3 separate regions of the Mus musculus genome follow, and regions 2 and 3 are each linked to region 1. A link is a loop called in an ENCODE intact Hi-C map of the cell type or tissue named here. Cell type or tissue: gastrocnemius. All regions are shown on one strand.

Region 1 (4,000 bases):
TATCTTAATCAGATCCCGGGGAGCTATTTGTGTTTTTCCACAGGGTGAAGAAAATCCACTTTGGGTCCCGATGCGACTGACAAGGACCGTGAAAGAGCAAGATGAACCCCAAGATGATTCTCCTGCTCCTGATGATTGAAACCAGGATAAGTATACCTTTATGGGCCATAGTAAGATCATGGCCAGTACCTTTACCGGTACATTCCAATTCTTCTACCTAGCCTTTGTTTTTTGCAAAGGAAAGTTTTTTGGATGTGCCTTATGCACGACAAACTCCTCAAGAGCCACGGGTGTATAAGAGTACTAGTATTCATTTAGAAAAAACGTCTGAGGCATTGCTTACCCTGCAAAGGGTGGATTCTCATATTGCCTCAGGGTTAATGTTAGTGAATCAGAGTGGATATTTTACAACATGACATGAGTTGTGTGGCATCCACTTTGCATGTGTGCATCACTCCCAATAGGTTTGTTAATAATTCTTTTATTAAAAGTACAGACCTATCGAATTACCTGAAGGGGAACTGGTCGCAGGAGCTGGAGAGGTTGCAGACGAGACTGCAGATGCAGATCCTGAACCTTAATGGGACCAGAGTGGAACCAGTGACCCTCAGAGACTTTACCTCTTGGCTTACCTCTGCTTTTTCTTACTTTAAGGAATGGGTGGGAGTGATTTTGTTTGGTGCTGCCATATGCTGTGGACTGGTGTTCATGCTCTGGTTGGTATGCAAATTCAGAACCCAACAAAAACGTGACAAGGTGATTATAACTCAGGCACTTTTAGCTATTGAAAACGGCTCCTCCCCTGAAATTTGGTTATCCATGCTCAAGAATTAGTTGGCATCTGAGTTCTCTGCTCTTGCACTCCACAGCACTGAGATGAGAGAGACTCAACGATCATTGATCAGCCCTTGCACATCACTGAGGTTTCCTCATTGCAAGCGATAGAGTGATCATGATTTCACCACTAATTCATTTTTTGGCTGGCCTCTTTTGCAGAGTTCGCCCTAGGTCATTTAGCAGTTATTGTTACACAGCACTGCAGTATCCAGAGACGGGCAACTTTCCTCGTGCACAGTCCAACCTAAGACATGGGGCCCGGTGGCGATAGGGTTACCCTATGACGGGTAAGGCTGTGACATTAGAGGAATGACCTAAAACAGGAGCCACGGCGGATGGACATAATTGCACAGGCCTAGTCCAGCCTCATTTTATTAAAACAAACAGGGGGAGATGTGGGAAGCCACATGTGCTGTTGCAGAGTGGCACTGACTACTGCTGGCCACCACGCATAAGTCTGGACAAACAACCAATGTGTACATATGCAGTAAAGTTTTTTGCAAAGACACTGCCTGGCCCGGGCATGATAATGAGGTTCTGTAAGGTACTGAGAGTATAACCAATCAGATGTGAGACATGCAAATGAGGTATGATAATGATGTTCTGTAAGGTACTGAGAGAGAGTAGCCAATCAGATGAGGAACATGCAAATGAGGCTTAGTGCATAACCAATCCGGGTGTGAGACACGCCCCTCCTAGGCCTATAAAAGCAGCACCAGTTCTGGGCTCGGGGTCTCTTCGCCTCTACAATCAAGCTCTCCCAATAAACGTGTGCAGAAGGATCCTGTTGCAGCGTCGTTCTTCCTGGCCAGTCGAGCGCGCGCAAGAGGGTGGGGAGGAGAGGCTCTATTAACTCAGCACCCGGTGGACTTAAGTCTGCAGTGTTTGCTTTCCTAAAAAGGCAAATAATCTACTAGGCTTTCAGTTTTACTTATTTATTTAAATTTTTTAGTTTTGTTTGGTTTGTTTTTTTGTTTTTAGACCACTCTCACTGTGTAGCCCAAGCTAGCCTCAGACTAGCAACAATTCTCCTGCCTCCATATTCTAGATCAGGGGTTATAGGCAAGAGCCACAAGGTTTTGATGGCATCTTTATGAGATTTCACATTTACTCACTATCCAGACTTCCTACCTACATTAAGTTGGAGCTTGCTTTTACAGAATGTATTTTTTTAAATATAAGAAGTCAGGCTAAACTACTGATGCAATTTAAACCATGATAATTTATTCTAAGGGTTTTTACAAAAGACCTTATGAAAATTATACATAGGAAGTCCAATACAGTTGAGCAATTTATATTCTGATTAAAACTTTGTAGCAAAGCATATATGTGAATACTTTAATGCTGTTTTTATATAGTAAAATCATAAGAAAACCATCAACTATATGCAATATTTTAGCATAGTCTTATAAAATATAGACTTGCCACCCACTTTAGCAAAAATTAAGCCAAAATAAGCCAAGAGCTGAATTCCATATGCAGCCAGTAGGTGGCACCAAAGTCCATTTGAGACTGAGAAGGTGAGGTTACAGGAGTCCGGGTGTGTGTGGGATTTCTCAAGGCAGATTTATGAGCAGTGAAGTCAGTCTTACTGCCCTAACATGGAATTCAATGTTTCATTAGAGGTTACTAAGTAAATTCGTCATATTATGTAGGTCATTGTCTTCACCGCTGTCCTTTCTCTCTCCACCCCATCCCAGGAGTTTCCTCATTGCTTTGCCCAAAACCTTCTTACTTAGAAGCCCAGCAAGCATTTCAATAACCAAACGGCAGGCCTGCACTGCAACACGGATTGTGGTAGGAAACATGTGAAGCTAGCTTTTTCTTTGGTGTGGAAGCAACAGTTCAGTTTTCCTAGCTTGTTCAACTCTCTCCTTGAATGTCGGCATCACGCCACACTTCTTCTGGGCCGTACATCTTGTCATCGTTTAACTCCCTTGAGTCGTGCAACCAAAGAAATGCATGCAGATTAAGTTGAGCATGCTTCTAAAAGTCATTAGTGACAACGGGAGAGGGTATTTGTCCATGAGGCCAACTCTCCAGTTCAGATGCCCCTGGGGCGTAGTTTTTGATGGCGGAATCGGCTGACTAGGATCACTTGGAAAGCTTGGCAATCAGAAGCATCCGGAGGGGCAGCGTCGCTTCAACCCAAGTGTTGGGAGAGTTTACCATCTTCTCCCAGAGAGCAACTTCCTCAGAAGTAGAATCCATCCAATCCACTTCAGTCCCGTAGCTTTTTCCTGAAAAAGAGTTTTACATTTTCATTTACATTTCCCACTTGGGGCAGGGAAGACAACGAGGAGTGTGCGCACACCTGGAGAGCACACCTGGGTGTAAGGAAGAACTAGTTTACTACGCAGGTCGCTTGTATTAATCCACATGGCTCCTACATAATTGCTCTTCACCTGAACGTGAATGTGGGAACTGGATCATAAGTTTTTCAGGGCTTAGAGGAATCGGGAGGATTAAATACTGAGGAGGAGGAGACTCTAGATGATGCCTTAGGGAGTTTTGCCTGAAAGACTCAATCTCATAATTTGCCTTAGAAATGAACTGTTTATTATCATTGTTGTTATTACTGTTTTGTTTTGGAGTATTGGGTTTTTTGTACAATTACTAACTGCCTTCTGGAACCGTGAAACAAAAGTCATAGAGGAAATAAAACAGCTAACCCACTGATGAAATGATAGTCTCTGTGATTGGTCAGAGCAGACTTATTTATTCACCTATCTCCTTAAATGTCGGCATCACCTGTCTTCTTGGGCATACCTGATGTCATTGTTTAACTTTCTCAATTAGTACAATCAAAGAAATGCATGTTCATTGGCTTGGATATGCTACATAATACTCACCAGGTAAGGATATTTGATCACAAAGTCAGAACTCTCAAGCTCTGATTTTGGAACCTGCCAACAGTACCTTAGGTTCTGAAAGGACGGACTCTGGACTCTTCAGACCCTCTTATCCAAGAACCCTTGGACCCCTGATGACCTTTCACTCAATGGTTTTATTACAATTACAACTTTAGCATTTTCTGGAGAGTTAGGCTCATAGAGAATTAAACCTGTAACAAAAGTTACCTGTTCCAAAGCCGATCCGGAGACCTCCCAGAAACTGGTTGGTTAGTTTATAATGGTCCCAGACTGTGAGTTCTACACAGGCT
Region 2 (4,000 bases), 110 kb after region 1:
CCACAAGCCAAACAAACCCTTGTCACTGGCTGATCGTCCTAGGTGTTTTGTCAGAGTGACAAAAATCTGACTATCATCATCATCTCCAATTTACAGATGGGAAAAGAAATTGGCTCAGGGTAGCTACTGCTGGCTTGGAGTTTAGGGGCCCAGGCTACCCCCACCCCCCACTGCTTCACTGTCCATCGGGCAGCAGACCACTGTGCACAAGGTGCTAATTCATTCATTCATTCCACAAATGTTTATTGAGTAAAGCCTGGAACGAACCTCTGGAGGGACAGAGCGATCATTCACAAGCCAACGGTCAGGTCTAACGGATCAGATTCAGACAATCAATCTTTCATTAGACCCCAAACCATTTCTAGCATAAAGCAAACAGAACTCCTGCCCCACCCAAGCAGTAACAGCTGAGTGGATCAGGCAGGCTTTCTGGAGCAGAGCTGCTGAGAGAGAGGCAATGTCAGTCACTGGTTTCCCCAGAATGATGGACATTCCTGACCATACATGCCGATAGAACCTCTGAGATGCTTTAACAGTGCCTGGCACTTAGTGGGAGCTCAATATGCTTGCTTGCTTGCTTGCTTGCTTGCTTGCTTGCTTGCTTGCTTGCTTGCTTGCCTGCCTGCCTGCTTGCTTGCTTGCTTGCTTGTTGCTTGCTTGCTTGCTTGCTTTTTACCTGCCCTGGCTTGTCTTTACCAAAGAGCACAAAATAGAAAGGTTTTAGAATTAGAAACTACGTGTGTTAGAATAGGAGGACCAATCTTTCTGAGCCTCGGCATCTCAATTATAAAAAGAAGTATAGTGTACCAACCTTGTGAGGCTTTGTGAGAATTTAGAAACACATTACATAGAGAACAGCGTCTGGTCCATAATAAATGTCTGTAAAAGAGAGATCAGCATCGCCCCTCCTCCCTCACTGAACCTCTCTTCTCCTTCCTGGACACTTTTAGTGGGTCCAAGAGTCTGATTTCAAATGTATGCCACTCCAAGAATGATGAAGGGCAGAGATGAAAGAAGTTGTTTGAGGGCCGGGTGCTAAAAAGCTCCAGTAACTGATTGAAGACCTCAGCCACTTTAAGCTAGCTTGCTTTGTCCTGGCTTCTCCATCTTGCAGACAGCAGGACCAGCATTCTAGCCAGAAAGGGTTGTCAGGAAGAGAGAAAGCTGGACAGCAATTTGGACCCCGCCGACCCTCCAGTTGTGTATCTGAACTGCCCCCTCTCCCCCACCCAGGCTTCCTCTGCACACTGCTATTAGACTGTAGGGTCAGAAAGCTGTGATTCAAAGCGTGTGTTTAGGCTCCCTCTCAACCCAGAGCCCACGTCCTGGAAGCTGCTGGTCACATACCAGCCCTTAGTAAAAAATGAGAACTTTTCAACGATGCAGGAAATGGAGCCCCTCATAGCCAAAGACGACTTATAAAGGGAGGAAAGGGGAGGAGGCACTGTGAGCGCAGAGACCCACTTCCTACCCCACTTCCTACCGCACTTCCTACGGCTGCTGGATGGGTCTTACACCCTGAAACACGCGGTTTTGCAGTTTGAAGCTGGCAAATCCCACCCATGTGACTTAACTCTATAGGATAAGAGGTCTGGTTGGGTGTAGAGGAAACTGTCCCAAAACAAATGTGTTAATTTTCAAACTAGAGTTCGCGGGGGGGGGGGGGTGCTTAGCTGGGTTCCTTCGCTGCACCTCTGCTGTTCCTCACCTGAGCACCCTGCGGGCGATTGCTCCGCAGCCAGGTCCCGCCAGTCTCCAGCCCCAGGTCTGGGGTCAAGCCTTCAAAGTACCACCCCCAATTCCGTCGCAACTGCCTACCTGGTGTCCCTAGCTTCGCGGACACACGGCGGCGAGGGCAGCAGAAGGAACTCCTAACTAAAGGAGAAACTGAGGGATGAAGCTTGTTGGTTGCCGCCCCGGTGGTTCACGTTGTAGCAGCCAGGATAGCAAGGACAACAAAAAAATCTCTCTCTACACCAACTCCTCCAGCTACTCCAAGACCCAGAGCAGGACCAGAAAGCAGTCCCAGCGACACCGCCAGTAGACAGAAAAGTCACACCCAGAGCGCGCGCCGAGTCTCCGCCGCAGCCCCGGCTGCCCGCTCTACCTCCTCCGGGCTGCCAACCTCTCTCTGCCGCCCAGCGCTCGCAGCCGGCTGCGCCACCCAGGTGTCGCCGCTGTTCGGGGCGGGCGGAGGGGAGGGCAGCGCGGGACCTTCCAGGGAGCACAGGGCTCGCCCCGCCCGCCCGCGCCTGCGGGGCCGCCTCCTGTGCTCTGGTCCCTGCGCTTGGCTTCTCTCCCTTCCAGGCCTCCTTCTCTACTTGTCAGTGAAGCAATCGAGTTTTTATCCAAAAGAACGGAAACGGCACTTTTTTTTTTTTTACGTCCCTATGCAAGAGGGTCGAGGATACCTTCCATCTGAAACGTAGGGACGGTCACCACCATGCGGGGAGAAGAGGTGCCTGTAATCTAGCAAAATGTTCTAACCCCTCCGGCCATCAGTTTCTTTCTCTCTTTCTTTCTTTCTTTCTTTCTTAATTTAAGTTTTATTGCATTATGACGAGAAAAGATACATAATTTCAATTTATCTGAATTTGTTAACACTTAAAAACATATTTTGAATAAATAGACTTACATCACATTCTTCTTTCCCTTTTGTACCCCAACTTCTCCCAGAGACGGCCCCCACTTCAAAACCTGCAATACCTTTTTTTTATCATATTCTCTTTTTTCCTTTTTTATTAAATATTTTCTTTATTTACATTTCAAATGTTATCCCCTTTCCTAGTTTCCCCTCTGAAAACTCCCTATCCTTTCTCCCCTCCCCCTGCTCCCCAAACCATCCACTCCCACTTCCTGGCCCTGGCATCCCCCTATACTGGAGCATAGAACCTTCACAGGACACCTCACACCAGTCAGGATGGCTAAGATAAAAAACTCAGGTGACAGCAGACGCTGGCAAGGATGTGGAGAAAGAGGAACACTCCTGCGTTGTTGGTGGGATTGCAAGCTGATACAACCACTCTGGAAATCAGTTTGGTGGTTCCTCAGAAAATTGAACATAGTACTACTGGAAGATCCAGCAATACCACTCCTGGGCATATACCCAGAAGATGCTCCAACTTGTAATAAGGACATATGCTCCACTATGTTCATAGCACCCTTATTTATAATAGGCAGAAACTGGAAAGAATCCAGATGTCCCTCAACAGAGTAATGGTTACAGAAATTGTGGCAAATTTACACAATGGAGTACTATGCAGCTATTAAAAACAATGAATTTATGAAATTCTTAGACAAATAGATGGATCTGGAGGATATTCATCCTAAGTGAGGGAACCCAATCACAAAAGAACTCATATAATATGCACTCACTGATAAGTGGATTTTAGCCCAGAAGCTCAGAATGCCCAAGACACAATTTGCATCCGTTTCTTTATACAGATAGCTAGGATTAAATAATGTGATACTTTAAAAGTAGCCGTGGGAGAGAGGGGCCGGGGGAGGTGGGCAGAAGGATTACCTTGAGTTTGAAGCCAGCCTCTGCTAGAGAATGAGTCACAATACAGAGAAAGGAGAGAGGCAGACAGAGACAGAGAAAGAAGAGAAGAAGCATATTAAAAGTATTTACTAATACAGAGCCAATGAGAAGCCTCAGGGTAAAACACTTTCAGCACAATCAGGAAATCCTGAGATTCCTCATTCTGCCATGGAAGGAGAAAAATCGATTTTCTCTCTCTCTCTGTCTGTCTGTCTGTCTCTCTCTCTCTCTTGTGTGTGTATGTATGCATGTATGCATGTTATGTATGTATGTATGCATGTATCTGTGTATGTATGCATGTATGTATATGTGTATGTATGTATATGTGTATGTATGTTTGTATGTGTGTACGTATGTATAATAGAATAGAGTTGTACCTGGGTAAACAGTGAATGCACTGTATAGGTCCTGGGCTTCCAGAGTGAAAAGAGGACGGGTCCCAAAGCTCTGGCCAAGGCA
Region 3 (4,000 bases), 130 kb after region 1:
AAACAACGCTTCAGAAAAAAAAGAAAACATTTCCAGGTAGTAAATATAACACATATAATACATATTACATATTAGATTTAAAGCAAATCTAGTTTTACCTTTAAAAAAAAATCGTTGCCTCCAATGTGTTATGGTGACTTTAGACCCTTCAGAAGTGCTGTGTAATATATTCTTAGCTGACAGACGTAAATACAAAGACACCGGCACTTTAACTCCCAGAAATGACTTCTCTCTAGCCACTCCACAGATTCACTATTGTAAAAATTGTTTATACTCTGTTTTTTTCCTGTTTTCTCCTTGCTGTATGGTAGGTAGTAAATTAGAAATGGTCTTCTCAAGTATTCAACAAACTTAATTTTTCTCTCTTTCCATTTAATAAAAACAGGCACCAAAGTTAGTCATCATTATATCCCATAATTATTTGCACTAGTCCTGTGTGCCCCACCCCTGTCTACATGTGACTTGCGTGTAGGCCCTCTCTCCCCTGCTTGCATAGAAGGAGGGTCATGAATACGGACACAGGGAGAAGCCAGTCATGCACAAGTCAGGAAAAGAGCCCTCAGCAAGCATGACCTTGAGTGTACGCAGATCTGGACTCCCAGCCTCCGGCACTGGGAGAACCTTACAATTCTATTGTTTAACTGTGGTAATACTAGCACACCAATACACTTCTCACATCATCCTTAGGACAGCCTTTTAAAAAAAAAAAAGATGGAAGAGCAGGTAAATCATATGTCTCTTGACACTGCTTGCAATCACATTAAATTCTGATGATGCAAGGGCCTCACCGAAGTCGTTCCAAGCCCACTATTCCACGTTGGTGGGACACATTCCAATGGCTAACCCTCCCTCAGAGCAAACCTCTGGCGGTTTGTAGGACCAGGTGTGGATCGGGTAAATGACATGCAACAGTTTTTCCCCTTCATTCTCTGCTAGCTCATAACAATCGGGGCTCTTGTGTAACTGGTCTGTCTAAACCAGGGGCTTAACCTCAGAGCAGCTGCTGTGGAAAACTGCCCTGTGCATTGTGGGATATTTATGAGAATGCCCGCTTCCCCCTGCTCAGTCATGACAGTGTTCAACATCTATAGATATTGCCACATGGGCACTAGGAGACAAAAGTCACTCTGGTTGGGAAGTATTGGTTTAAGCCTTAGAGGTCATGGCCCCATACTTATGGAAGCCTGCCAACTTCTAACAACCACCTGGAGAGGGGAGTTATGCAAATGAAAAGTAATCGAGCATTTCTTCTCAAATGCGGTCAGTCAGTGGGACAGAATTTGTGAAGAAAGGTGGACGTAGGGTGGTAGGAAGGAAGGTACTGTTTGGGGATATAAATGTTCTATGTGCCATACACAACTATTTCCTTTGGAAGATACATGGTGAAGATTTCTTCACACATATAATAATCATGAATTTTGACACATGTAAAAAACCATGAATTCCAGGACAGTCTGGGCTATGTAGAGATATCCCTGTCTCAAAAGAAAAAAAAGGACATAAACATTTTATAATCCACTCACTAACGTGGCTCCTGCCCACTAGACTGGTTAGTTTAGTGGGTCCTGCCCCTGACCAGTCTAGTGACTCCATATCAAAACTGTCACACACAGGCCAGAAGTTTGTTAGCCACGTTGGCTCTGCACTCTTTCCTCCCGTCTTGCCTCCCAGCCTCCAGTCCTCACCCCAAACCCAATCTTTCCTCATTGGTCTTTCTTGGTCTTGCTTTGGGCTGAGAAAGCCCTGGTGCTCACAGAAGGAGGCTAATCTCTCTGACACCAGCCTCATCCGCCCCACCTGTTCTTGGTTATACAGCCAGACAGCTGAAAGCCTCTCTAACGGCACTGGCTGAGCCTGCTTGCCTTTATAGATCGTTTTCTCGAACTCAAGCACAACGTGGTGATTGCTCTTAGGCTTGCAGAAAAATACAAAATTACTAAAGAGGCTGCCCAGTCTCCCTCAGTCAGCTCTCCCCCTGTGCTGTCCCCTCTATTACCGTACTTTAGACCCAAAGAACTTACCCTTGTGTGGCCTTCCTTGCCTACTTTCAGTAGCACAGGCTACCTGGCTAGTTGGAAGGTTTTTGATTTTGTTTCGTTCTAGTTGATGGAAATCACCTGTATGCAACAGACTTCAACTGCTTGTCTCCAGGAGCCTTTGTCGCCCTCGGGATATGACAGCAGAGAGCAGTAGCTGAGCTGGGGGAGTAGTAGGAAGTGGCGCCCTCTACTGTTAGTCTCTGTGGGGGCTTTGGTTATCTCCTTAGCCCTTAGCAGTGGCCAGTGTTACAAAATCTCAGCCCAGGGTCTTAAGACCTTGTGCCTAGAAGACTGGACAGGCCTGTGGGATTTTTCATGTTCCCTTTCCTGGCTCCTTTTATCAACTCTCCTCTGTTGTCACGGTCCCTACCCTTCCTGCTCTGGGCACTCTCAAACTGCTCAGCACCTCTTTCAAGCCACCGGGCCATGCTCTGATCACTTCCGCAGCTCAGTGGCTGCCAGCCCGATGCTCACGGTATAACTCAGGGTTCATTTCCAGACATATCATGCCGGCCGGGTTGTCCAATGATACTCAAGATGCAGTGGGCTGCTCAGCAACTGTGCTCCAAGGACATTTGGGGTCATTCAGGCATGAGGGGGTCTTTGGCAGTCTACTTCTGGCTTGATTTGAGTTAATAGTGGCACCAGACATTGAGGGACCAGTAGGCAGTGCCAGACACGCCGGCACACTCTGATTCGTCTGTAATCTCAGCACCTGGAGGTAGAGGTAGAAGGATACAGAGTTCCAGTTTAGGCCAGATGGTTGTGGCACACAGCTTTAATCCCAGCACTCAGGAGGCAGAAGCAGGGAGATCTCTGTGAGTTCGAGGCCAACCTGGTCTATAGGGCGAGTTCCAGGGGAGCCAGGTCTACATGAGCAGGGGCAGTGTATATGTATATAATCTCTGTGTGTGTGTGTGTGTGTGTGTGTGTGTGTGAATACAAAATGTCACAATGAAACCCATTATTTTAATATACTAACCAAAAATGAGTAATTTTACACACAGCTGTCATAAGACCAGGAACACTACAGAAGGGAGAAGCCGGTTCTGAGCGTTGTGGTGGGCTCCCTCATCCCCCAACCCCCGCCCTCCCACACACATATTTTTCTTTGAATTCACCATGCAAGCTAAGGGCTTCTTCTAGCAACCACTTCTGGCAGTGCTGGTTACAGACCTCCCTGGCCCACGAGGTACAAGGGCATAGTTGGCCTCTGCACGCTCTAAGCATCTCACAGTCAGCACCCTCGGGAGCAGTCTCCAGCACATGGTGAGTGTGACCTAACTACCCAGCCTACTGAGCTATGTCCCAGAGTCCTATCAAAACCAACCCCTTTTTATCCAGTCTCTAGAGAACTTGTTCATCAACAAACTCTGCCATCTCTACCTTTCTTGTTTCCCCATTCTCCTAACTTTTGGAGAGTACCTCCCAATAAAGCTACTCACACACAGACCCCAACTTAGGATGCCCATCTAGAGGATGCCAGTTGTTAACCGCAGCATGGGCCAGGGTGACTTTCATGACTGCGTAAGCAAGATGGCCAAGAGCCTTACCAGTCACATCCGGAACTCTTTGCTCCTGGCCCTGTGGGAAGCCACAGAGATTATAAACAAGGGATGGAGTCTCTGGCACAATGCAGAGAAAGAACTGGGGTCAAGAAAGCTAGATGGGACATGCAGTCAGATCTTCAATCAAGTCAGAAGACGAGGATCTGTCTTAAGGAAGGGGCAGTAAAGATGAAGGCTGGCTAATACTGCCTTTGCTCCCCGTCTTAGCCAGAGTCACCCCGACTTGCAGCAAACTACTATTTAGCTGTTTTCTAGCACATGCAATAAAAAATAACCCACGCCTCCCAGGTTTGGCAAGGCCAGCAGAATCCTAGCTCAGGGCAAGGATGGAGTGTGCCCATCTTTCCCAGAGTCTGGTTTTGCCTGTAGCTTATACCACCTCTGTCTGTAGCT

What was found. A loop is a pair of places that touch in the nucleus more often than their neighbours do. Peaks named below come from ENCODE experiments on the same cell type or tissue, not always from the same donor. Only the 100,000 strongest peaks of a DNase experiment are listed, where the experiment ranks them.
Region 2: it touches region 1 in a loop (2.7-fold over the local background); 7 of 42 quality-filtered maps call a loop at or near these places.
Region 3: it touches region 1 in a loop (8-fold over the local background); 27 of 42 quality-filtered maps call a loop at or near these places.

Annotation. Positions count from the first base shown.
Region 1 is chr7:90,408,479-90,412,478 of GRCm38, reverse strand. Sytl2 (synaptotagmin-like 2) reads right to left here. Exons shown (of 20, transcript NM_001368878.1): 19 at 3,918-4,000; 20 at 2,041-3,077. The coding sequence ends at 2,932. Among named protein-coding and RNA genes, the nearest start is that of Ccdc89, 16 kb to the left of the region's middle. In gastrocnemius, no CTCF peak of the experiment used is centred here; a DNase peak (open chromatin) is centred at 2,339; H3K27ac peaks cover 648 bases.
Region 2 is chr7:90,300,562-90,304,561 of GRCm38, reverse strand. Sytl2 (synaptotagmin-like 2) reads right to left here and starts at 2,133. Exons shown (of 20, transcript NM_001368878.1): 1 at 1,819-2,133. In gastrocnemius, a CTCF peak has its summit at 2,450; DNase peaks (open chromatin) are centred at 1,198, 1,791, 2,177 and 2,880; H3K4me3 peaks cover 2,265 bases; H3K27ac peaks cover 1,995 bases.
Region 3 is chr7:90,278,899-90,282,898 of GRCm38, reverse strand. No RefSeq gene overlaps it. Among named protein-coding and RNA genes, the nearest start is that of Ccdc83, 15 kb to the right of the region's middle. In gastrocnemius, a CTCF peak has its summit at 2,229 (motif pointing left); DNase peaks (open chromatin) are centred at 1,201, 2,233 and 2,457.